4 separate regions of the Mus musculus genome follow, and all the other regions are linked to region 1. The links are chromatin loops, found by intact Hi-C in ENCODE. Cell type or tissue: heart. All regions are shown on one strand. Region 1 overlaps Tram2 (translocating chain-associating membrane protein 2). Region 2 has its middle 31 kb from the start of Gm32947. Region 3 overlaps Tram2 (translocating chain-associating membrane protein 2). Region 4 has its middle 35 kb from the start of Gm51618.

Region 1 (2,500 bases):
TTGTGGGGGCATCAGAGCTGCGTTCTAAATGGGAGCCAGACACTGCTGGATTCTTATTTTTGGCTCTGACTCTAACGCTGAGTGGATGGTCATTGGCCAAATCTCTCCTCTAGAAGCCAGGCTTCTGGATGGGTATGACGGCCCCCATAAACCATCCCGATTACAGGGTGAGGCCAGTAAAACATTTCACAGATGTAAAATGCTGCCAATTCCTCCAGATAAATGAAAAAAGACATCAAGAGGCCACGTGGCAGCCTCCCCTCCTAACCCTGGCCTCCAACAAACTCACCGGAGGACCCCAGAGGCCTTGGCACCCCCAACTCACAATCCGGCTCCATTCCCTCTGTTCAAAAGCAAGAAAAGCTACTTGATCATACACTATTCAGAGGAATCCCTTGCAAAGCTCTTTAAACCACACAGACCACAACACTAACCAACTGTGTCTTTAGGTTTGGTTCTCCTCCACAGCAGAGCATCTGAGACAGCAGAGGTAAATCAGGGCAAGGGAGCACAGTGCCTAAAGGATAAAGGCCCGCCCATGAAACAAGGAGGACTGTTCAGTAGCCCTACCCATAGTTTCGATGCCCCCTACCCCGCCCCTCCTTCCTTTAACCATTAGGTACCAATGGATACCAGATACTCAGCACTGCATAAGAAGGTTAAGAGATAGCATCAGTAAAGTTTCCCACCAAAGCAAGCTAACAGCACACAGGCTGGTTAGAAAGCATTTCTGGCCTGTGGGGATTCTAATCCATTCTTATCAGACATCTGGCTTCATCACTTTATCAGGGTGGGAATGAGAGGTACATCAGCTATGCCATGGAATGAGTTCTGGGGCCCCTGCCCACATCGAAGCAGATCAAAAAGGAGTTCATGCCTGCCAGAGTGAAGCTTTCACCATAGCAACTCATGTTATTCCACAAACAGCCAGGACTGGGGCGCTCTGCTGTGACCAGCCTGGATAGCTAGCGCGCCTGGGAAATAAGCCACTGAAGGGCTCAGACAACAACAGAGCCAGCAAGAGAAGCGACACCTATTTAGCTTTCAGGGCTGTTCCCTTGTCATCTCTACTGCCCCAGAGCTGACAGGGGATGGCATCAAGACCCTCGCTACCCACCCTATGTGTTCTAACAAGACAAACATCTGAGAGAAGTATGCCACAGAATCCTTGGGGCAATGGGGGATTAGAGGAATCAGAGACGGTCATTTGGACAGTATAAGGCTAGTGCTGTGGAATTTAGGAGAAAGGTACTCATCTTAAATGACATAGGCACTCATCCCTAAATGACATACAACCAGGGCACTCAATGAGGGGATACAGAGACAGAAAGCAGATGCCCAGACCGGTAAAAGAAGCAACAGTTCTCAGTGTGACTGTGTGGAGCACCAATCAATAAAGCATCCCCATGCTGGGTCTTCATCCTGGACATGGAGTCAAAGCTCCACCAACTATTACCATCTTTCACTTTCCACCAAGTAAGAGAATAATCCCACAGAGTGGGGTTAAACTGGAGTCTTGAGCAAGAGAGACTCAAACTCCAAATGTCTGTCCTGTCGTTCAAGTCACCGAGTGCCACATTCAGGAGGAGTTCACCCATGGGAATGAGGGACCCCTCTGGGGTCCCCTAGCATCCTCAGCAGGCCGTGTCTCAAGCTCCAGGGGTAGAGTCAGGAATTTCAAAAGCTGACAAAGTAACATCCTTAGAAGTGCACTAGAAGTTAGTAAAAATTAGCTGGCATCCACGGGCGTTTCTATATGCTGTGTATGCACTTCTATTAATACAACAGAAGAATCTTTTCACGGTGCATAAAGTTATCTTTGCACCTAGCATCAAGAAACAGAACTGGTTGCCACAGGCCCCTCAGTCCAAGCACGTATGACATATGCAATGGGTTTCCACTGTATATGCTCCAACTCTTTCTTCCTGATGTCATGGGGTCAGGAACAGGGAAGAAAGTAGTTCCTGGAAAAGGGGGCTATCTTCCACACCTGCTTCAGAAACAATGTCCAAAAAGCCCAAACCAGCCCCTATCCTCAAACTCCCCTGGCTCCAGAACACTTCCATCGTCATCATGGTCTCTATAAACACTAAATACAAACCTGCAAATGACCCTCAGAATCTCAGAAACATTTCTCTGCAGCTGCAGAAACGGAAGAAGAAACTAGTTTCTGCCTCAAGATGACATTTTAAAGGTGATACTGAAATTGCTTCCTTTCCTCCAGCCACCCCCTGTTTCTTATTCTCCAGTTGCTAAATGAAAGAGTTTTCCTCTTCCCCTGCCTGTTTCAGTTGGAAACGTGGCACCAGGCACTGGAAAGCCGGCGAAGGGGAAGAGGGAGGAGGGGATGGCTACTTTCAAATCTGACTTATGCACACATCCTAACTGGCCACCCACACCCTGAAGAACCACACTCCACCTAAGAAAGTCCAAACTGTGGAGAAAAAAAACAGAGCCCCTGCACCACCTCCCCCCCCCCCCCAAGCAGGGTTAAGAAGGA
Region 2 (2,500 bases), 87 kb after region 1:
AGCTGGCGTCAGTGACTTAATCCTGTGTAAACTCTGTTGAAGAGTTCCCTCCTTCCTTCACCATGTGATGCTTTCTGTGACGTTCAACGCATACATAGTAAAACACTTTGTTAGGAACAGGAGCTCTCAGATTGGCACACATTCACACAGTCCCAGACAGACACATTCACACAGTCCCAGACAGACACATTCACACAGATGGACAGACACCAGGACAGCCTCACAAGACAGCCTTCAGGCAGGCACGGATTCAAACTCAATCAACACACAGACAAGAGGAATGAAGATACAGGGGGCCTGAAGTGCAGAAATAAAATCTAGATGATAACAATCCAAAGTGTTTTGATTTCGTTCCCTAATGCTGCACCAACACATTATTGGTAACTCAGAGGTTATTATTAGTGTGTTCAAGCTGGGTGGATTTGATGCCCCCTGTCACGTGGAAATTATCTAATGTGTCTAATCCATGCAATGAAACATTCAGAATGTAACAGTTATCTCAGCCACTTAGAGTCAGAAATCGCTTGCTGTTAATGCCACAGAGGCTTCTCCTATAAGATTTTAAGCAGTCGCTACACTGAGCGAGCTATGACCTGGGTCTGACACTCTCTGCACATCTTTTCCTTCACTACAATGCTGATGGGCAGCTATTATTTCTTGGTTTGATTGACTGACTGATTAACTCATCCATTTGGTGCCTCTCTTGTATTATTAATTATGCTAAACTCCTTAGCTAGATATTAAACTCCCAGAAGATACATATAACTGTATTAATAACAATAGCAAATACTGTATATTTCCTAATGCTTGTTTTCTACTATGTATTTCCTACAACAGTCACTCAGTGTTTTCCTTTATAAGAAAGTGTAGAGCTACACATGACAAACTCAGAATGAACACGAGTCAGCATGTGCTGCTCTTCCTAAGCATCTGATGCTGCTTTGTATGATCTAAGGCAAGTCGCTTGTTCCTTCCTCCATACTATGGGGATGTTGGGGTACCTACCTCAGTGGATGGCTGTGAAGGTGACAGCGGATATCTATAAAATACTTAAAGTGGTGGCCAGCACGCAAAAGATGCTCATTATCATCAGCTGTTCCCATCCCATTATTGCTGCCTTATTGGAATGGTCTCCATCCTGAGAAAATCTTTATCCCCACTGTTAGCATCAAAGGTCCCACAGCCTTGGCAGAAGTCCACTTTGAGTCAAAATGGCTGGATGAGGACAGGTCAGGCAGACCTTGTTCCGGTCATTCTCCACTGCTCTACTTAAAAGTTCCATCTTATATCCTGTAACAACATTTCAGGAAAGTTGTAGTCTTTAAACAGGATGTAGTGAAGAAATCACGCCCATTTTTTTGCACAGACTTCCAGGAAGACCTCAGAAAGGCTAAGGCAGCACCATGCTCAATGAAGCGTTGACCTCTAGCGCCCCCTGCTGTCTCTTTGTGGAAAATACCATTGAACGAGAGAACATGTTTGATTCTGGAGGTCCAAGTAAAAATTCCATGCAAATATACTAAAACTGACATTAGATTTATATCATTTGACCTGTTCTCTCCAGTTTGTCTTTTATCTCTTTGTTTTGTTTTTCCTTTGCAAATTTTGCTTTTTTTTTTCTTTATTGGGCATTTTTCGTGTCTTTTTGTTTCCCTTGATTTTCAGATGTTTGTTTTGGTTACTTAAAATTTTGTCCTACCCTTGTCTCTTTTTCAGTTTGGTAAAACCCAACGAGGAGTATGGTGTGACAAATGACAGTGTCCTGAGACAAGTGGCCCCCCAGCAAATTTAGAGCAGGCCCTTGAGGCGAGGTGTTGTGCTTGATTTGCCAGAGGGCTTTGGACTACCAGGGTTCATGTCCTCTGTGTCTATTAAATTCAACATAAAGTGCTCAGGAACCCAGAACCAAGCTGTCCTTGGCTGGAGATGGCACCTTAGAATGCTCGGAGGGGTGGTTGAGTGGCTTTGTGGGTGGAGGAGAACCACCTGGATCAGCTATATGTCAGGAACACATGACAGTAAGCAGCCCCCAATACTGACCCACCAGGAATCCGCATGAAAAGTCTAGGCTACCCGCCTTCCGGGACTGAGGCTAGAGAGTGGAGGTCCAACATGCGATCAGCAGCAGGAACCGAGAGGACCAGAGGCATCTCAGAGCTGCAGGATTACCTGATTGGATTTGGCACGATTCTGGAGCCGTCTGGTTGAAAGGGCGGATGGACAGACCTGGAGGGTCAAGAGGGCTGTTCCTCAAAGCCGTCTAGGCCACTCTAACCCTCCCTCCAGTAGCTCCTCCTACCTTTCAGCTGGGTATTTGGTCCTTCTCAATCCCCAGGCTCTGAGCGACTTCTGGGGTTCCCAGGCAAAGAAAGGGAGCAGAGGGAGCCGGTTTCTGTAAGAGGGTTTCCGGATTAGCCTCCAGCGCGCCCCGCTGTGGCTGGGCTCCTTCCTTGCCCTCTGGAAAGAAATGAGCTGAACTGGTCAGCGAGAGAGCTGGGGA
Region 3 (2,500 bases), 60 kb before region 1:
CAGAATGGATCAGAGCTGTGGTTTCCTCCAAGGAAGAGGGTGGCCATCCTAATGGGTCAGCAGCTTCTGACCTCAGAATCCAAACCGGTCACTTACGTCTAAGATGTCACTTACGTCTAAGATGTACTCCTGGACCACAGCATGGAAGATGATGGTGATGACGACGTAGAACAAGATGGTGACCAGGTCCTTTGGGCCATAGTGGTAGTGCACTGTCTCACTGTCTGTGGGGTAAAAAGGATCTGGTCAGCATCCCCCAGGCATGAGATGCTATAAGACCCCACAGGGGAAAAAGATGGAAACCACAGTGTATTCTCAAGTGGTCCTCATCTGCTGCAGCCTCTCGCAGAAGGAAGCTTCCGCCCCGGCATCCTGCCTCACCTCTACACTTGGTCCTTGGGAAGCACCCATGGGGAGGGCCTAAGTTCTTATCACCATGTGTACGTGGTTGTAGATCACATATGTACATATGTCTTTGAGTAAATGACTAATGTCTCTGGGCCTCAGTTTCCTCTTCTAGGTCATAGTTCTGCCCTTTACTTCCCATGGCACTGTGAGGCACTTCTCTATGTAAGGTTTCCTTCTGAACCTCAGGCTGCTACCTCTGAAGTATGGCTAAGAGCTTCTGTGTCACAGAAAATACATGAAGCCATGTTAAGTTCCGTGGGATGATCCTGACAACCTGACTTGAGTTTAAAACCACCATGGAAGCACACTTCTGGGTCTGTCTAGAAAGGTGTTTCCAGAAGTGTTTAACAGAATAGGAAGACCCTCCCTAAAGAGAGAAGGCTGAGCACTTCCCTACTGCAGATACAATGAAAGCAACCGCTTCAGGCTCCTGTGCCACGCCATCCCCACCATGGTAGGACTTGAGCCCAAGTAGACCCTCTCTTCTTTAACCTGACATTGTCAGGTGTTTGTTTGCTTTTGGCACTGCAATTCGAAAGGTAGCTAATGCAGCAAGAGTATGGCATATCGTGTGTGTGTGTGTGTGTGTGTGTGTGGTATATACTTATATATTTGCTATTACTTGTGCTGCTGAGCTACTGTGAAGATTAAACAGGATGAAGTCTACAACACAACATTTAAAATCACAGTGGGCCTTTAGCAAATGATGGATTATTATATAATAATATTAAGTCAGGCAGAAGAATTGTATTGTTTTTACACGTGTAGATCTCTAACATGTGGCAATCCCCCTGGCTCTGCCTCCTGTCCCCAGCTCTGAGTCCCATTCAACCATACAGGCTGGGGAAGGCCAGCTTAATGCCTTGCTCCAGTGTGCAGGCACCAGAACTGGAGGAAGCTGGTTGGCACACAGTTGCTCGCCTGGGGCTCTGGCTCTGTCACGCCCTCCCCAGAAGACGTGCTGGCTGCCCTTCCAGCTGTGCGGCTGAGCCTGAGTCACACGAATGAGTCATCTCTGCTGGGATGTATTTACCAGAAGGTAGGCCGGGTCAGTTTGTTTCAGGGTGGCCAGAGAAAGAAGCAATGCTGAACTGGGTCACCATGGGAGTTCCTGCTAACTTCGGCCACCCTGGATGGGGAGAACGTGACTGACAGAGGGCAGTGTCTAGATCAGAGACATGAAGTAGAAAATTTCACACTTTTACTTTTCTATCTCCCTCTGCCTCTCTACAAATACCTACTCAGTGAGAGGCACTGAGCTAATGTTAAGTCTCTGCCTTTCGGGGGCCAAATCCAACTGGGGGTTGAAAAATGGAAGTTACATTTCAGACAGGCTCCACTGCCAAAAGGCAGGCAGAGGCTGCAGCAGGCAAGGATGAGCTGTGGCTAAGGTGTAGGGTACAGGCATGCATGCATGTATACATACATACATACATACATACATACACACACACATATACATACATACATACATACAGTTGTATGAGCATTCCAGGCTCAGGGCTCAGGGCAGGTGATCAAGGTTTAGGTAAATGACAGGGCTGTCATGGGTGGCCTATGTGCCACTGAAGTGTGTGCTCTTTATCTTGAGGGATGTGTAGAACCACCCAAGAGCTTGAATTAAACAGCCAAGTGTCAAAACTTGCATTATGAAAAATGTACTCAGCAGCAGTGAACAGGAACAGGCCTATAGGTAAGGACGCTGTCAGAAAGCCACCCTGGGATCCAGCTGAGGAACCTCAGGTCCCAAAAGCCAGGCAGGAGGTGCGACTACCTGCAGGACTAGGTTCTGTTTCCCTGCCTTCCTCACAAAGGAGGGACAAAGGGGACAAAACTAGGGCACAGTTTGGAATCACAGAAGAAGTACACACATACAGGGTTTCATCGTCAAAATCAACACAAGGTAAAATGGGACCCAGACTCAACCAAGTGAGAGCAGTTTAAAATTAATGAAATAAGCCCAGTCTGGTGGTACATGCATGCTGACAGCCCTAGGAAACCGTGTCTGACATTGTTGAGCATCAGGAAATGAATATCACAACAGCTTTTCCACTAGGATAGCTACCATTAAATTAAAAGAAAATTGTTGTTA
Region 4 (2,500 bases), 80 kb before region 1:
GACTGACTCTTCCACACTGGGTGGAACACTAAAGCCCACCCCCCACAGTGACACAGTTCCTCCAACAAGGCCACACCTCCTAACAGTACCACCGCCTATGGGGGCAAGCATATTCAAAGCACCACACACACCAAACTAACTATCTATCTATCTATCTATCTATCTATCTATCTATCTATCTATCTATCTAAAGTTTAAACTTGGGCAAGTTGAGTGACAGTACCCAGAGTATCCTGAGAGCCCCTCCCCAACCCAGGATTCTGTATTTTCTAATCTTAAACTATTGCTGCCTCCCTTAGACGATGAAAATTCCAAGATGCTAAGGGCTGCTCCTGTCAATCTTTCACAGATAACTATGGTCAGTAGCACATGGAAACACTTCTCAGTCTTTTTCCAATAGCTTTGGGTTTTTGCTGAGATAGAGATGTTCTCTTTAATTTTTTTTTCATCCCCTTAGAAGCAGCAGCACTCATGCCCTCTGTCAGCATTCTATTGCTCTGAAGAAACACCATGCCAGTGGCAACACTTATAAAGAAAAGCATTTAACTGGGGCTTACTTACAATTTCAGAGGTTTAGTCCAGTGCTGTCATGGTGGGGAGAATAGCTGCACACAGGCAGACAAGGTGCTGGAGAAGGAGCTGAAGTGTTCTACCTCTGAATCCACGGCAGCAGGAAGAGAATGAGTGAGCCACTGGGCTTGGTTTGGGCTTCTGAAACCTCAAAGCCCAGCCAGCCTAAGTGATACTTTCTTGAACTAGGCCACACCTCCTAATCCCTCTCAGGCATGGCTATTGCCTAATGACCAAGCATTCAGATATATGAGCCTTTGGGGACCTTCTGAAGCCACCACACCCTGGGACCTCAGTCCTGACCACATATTTCGTATCTTTCCCACCAGATACCATATAGATAGACCTTTCTATTTGCTCACTGTAGTGTCAAGGAGAAAGTGGTCGTATGTAAAGTTGGCTTCCTTCCCATGCCTCATCTTGCACCTTCCAAACTGATCCAAGACTGAGAAGACCTGCTAAGCCCTGACAAGGTATGAAAGGCATCTCGTAGACCAAGGCTGAAGGGCATTTCTGTGGAAACATCATCCTCACTTTTCACTCCAAAGTCAGAGTGGATCTCACTCTTCTCTGAGACCCTGGAGGAGCATGCAGCCATGAGGTGCCATCAAGTACTGTAGGATACTGTCACAACTGGCATGCATCTTGAAGCCTGGGCTCAGGTGGCAAATGATAGCTAAGTGATACCTGTACTGAGAGCAATACTAAGAGATGACTGCTCTTTCAAATAAGTCACCGGAGAACGGAATCAGAATGAGCACTGCCAATCGTCTGCAGGGTCAGCAGCATACGGGTAGCTAGCCACAGCTATCAGACTTAACTGAAGGAAGTGTCCAAGACTGATAAGGAAGGGTCATTGTTTCAGGGCAGGAAAAAAACAAAAAGCTGCCTTTTGGGTAAAGACAGGCTTGGTGGTGGTGAGCCTCTGGCCAAGAGCCACTATTCCATCCAGGATGTGTACCCCAAATACACCAGTAGGAGGCCTTGGACATACTGTCTAATTTAGGGGTTTCACTTGTGTCAACGGGCTTTCAGTACACTTGGGAATCCCAGCACTTGGGAGGCAGAGACAGGTGAATTTCTGAGTTCGAGGCCAGCTTGGTCTACAGAGTGAGGTCCAGGACAGCCAGGGCTGCACAGAGAAACCCTGTCTCGAAAAACCAAAACAAAAACCAAAACCAAAACAAACAAACGAACAACAACAACAACAAAAAAACAGGTAAAGACGATTTCTCTCTTGTTTCCAAGGACCCCTGGGTATGTGGCTTTTTAATCCTTTTGGAACACAAGCACACGCATGTCCATTAAGATCAGTTTAGCCAGGTATGGCTGTGCACATCTACTATCCTGGCACCTGGTAGGAAGACTGTCCAAGTCCAAGGACAATCTACTCTGGAACACAGTTGAGGCCAGCCAGGACTATATATTTTAAGATCCTCATCTCAAAAGCAAATACAGAACAACTGATTTAAAGGTGGGCATGCTGGTACACACCTGCAATCCATGCTCTCAGGTGGCCTAAGGCTGAATTGCCATTTGAGGCAAGCCTGGACTAAAAAGCCAGTTAACAGGTCAGCCAGAGCTATGTAAAACAAAACAAAACAAAACAAAACAAAACAAAACAAAACAAAACAAACCTGTCTCAAAAATTATATATAGGTTTGTTTGCACCATGATTGTAATACCATCACCAGTCACCATATCTGGAGGTGAGGGGAACCCCCACAGGGCAGATGAGAAATGGGCTGAGCTAACGGCTGGATATCATGTGGCATGCTGTGCAGAGCAGGACAGAAAGCCATCTGCACCAAGGCTTGATGCTGCCAGCTCCACTCTCTCTCTCTCTGGGTGATTTTTACCCCCCCTGGAGGTTTCCTTTGGCTAACTGCCACCTGTAACTGCACACATCTCCTGAGCACCCCCCAAGCAT

What was found. Peaks named below come from ENCODE experiments on the same cell type or tissue, not always from the same donor. Only the 100,000 strongest peaks of a DNase experiment are listed, where the experiment ranks them.
Region 2: it touches region 1 in a loop (2.4-fold over the local background); 3 of 42 quality-filtered maps call a loop at or near these places.
Region 3: it touches region 1 in a loop (2.9-fold over the local background); 7 of 42 quality-filtered maps call a loop at or near these places.
Region 4: a loop joins it to region 1, with 2.2 times the contacts of the local background. A loop is called at or near these places in 5 of 42 quality-filtered maps.

Annotation. Positions count from the first base shown.
Region 1 is chr1:21,073,532-21,076,031 of GRCm38, forward strand. All of the region lies in intron 1 of Tram2 (translocating chain-associating membrane protein 2), which reads right to left. Among named protein-coding and RNA genes, the nearest start is that of Tram2, 4.4 kb to the right of the region's middle. In heart, a CTCF peak has its summit at 951; no DNase peak of the experiment used is centred here; H3K4me3 peaks cover 510 bases; H3K27ac peaks cover 2,438 bases.
Region 2 is chr1:21,160,576-21,163,075 of GRCm38, forward strand. No RefSeq gene overlaps it. Among named protein-coding and RNA genes, the nearest start is that of Gm32947, 31 kb to the right of the region's middle. In heart, a CTCF peak has its summit at 1,441 (motif pointing left); no DNase peak of the experiment used is centred here; H3K27me3 peaks cover 487 bases.
Region 3 is chr1:21,013,288-21,015,787 of GRCm38, forward strand. Tram2 (translocating chain-associating membrane protein 2) reads right to left here. Exons shown (of 11, transcript NM_177409.3): 3 at 115-224. Among named protein-coding and RNA genes, the nearest start is that of Gm51618, 55 kb to the left of the region's middle. In heart, no CTCF peak of the experiment used is centred here; a DNase peak (open chromatin) is centred at 1,394.
Region 4 is chr1:20,993,084-20,995,583 of GRCm38, forward strand. No RefSeq gene overlaps it. Among named protein-coding and RNA genes, the nearest start is that of Gm51618, 35 kb to the left of the region's middle. In heart, a CTCF peak has its summit at 1,542; a DNase peak (open chromatin) is centred at 2,458.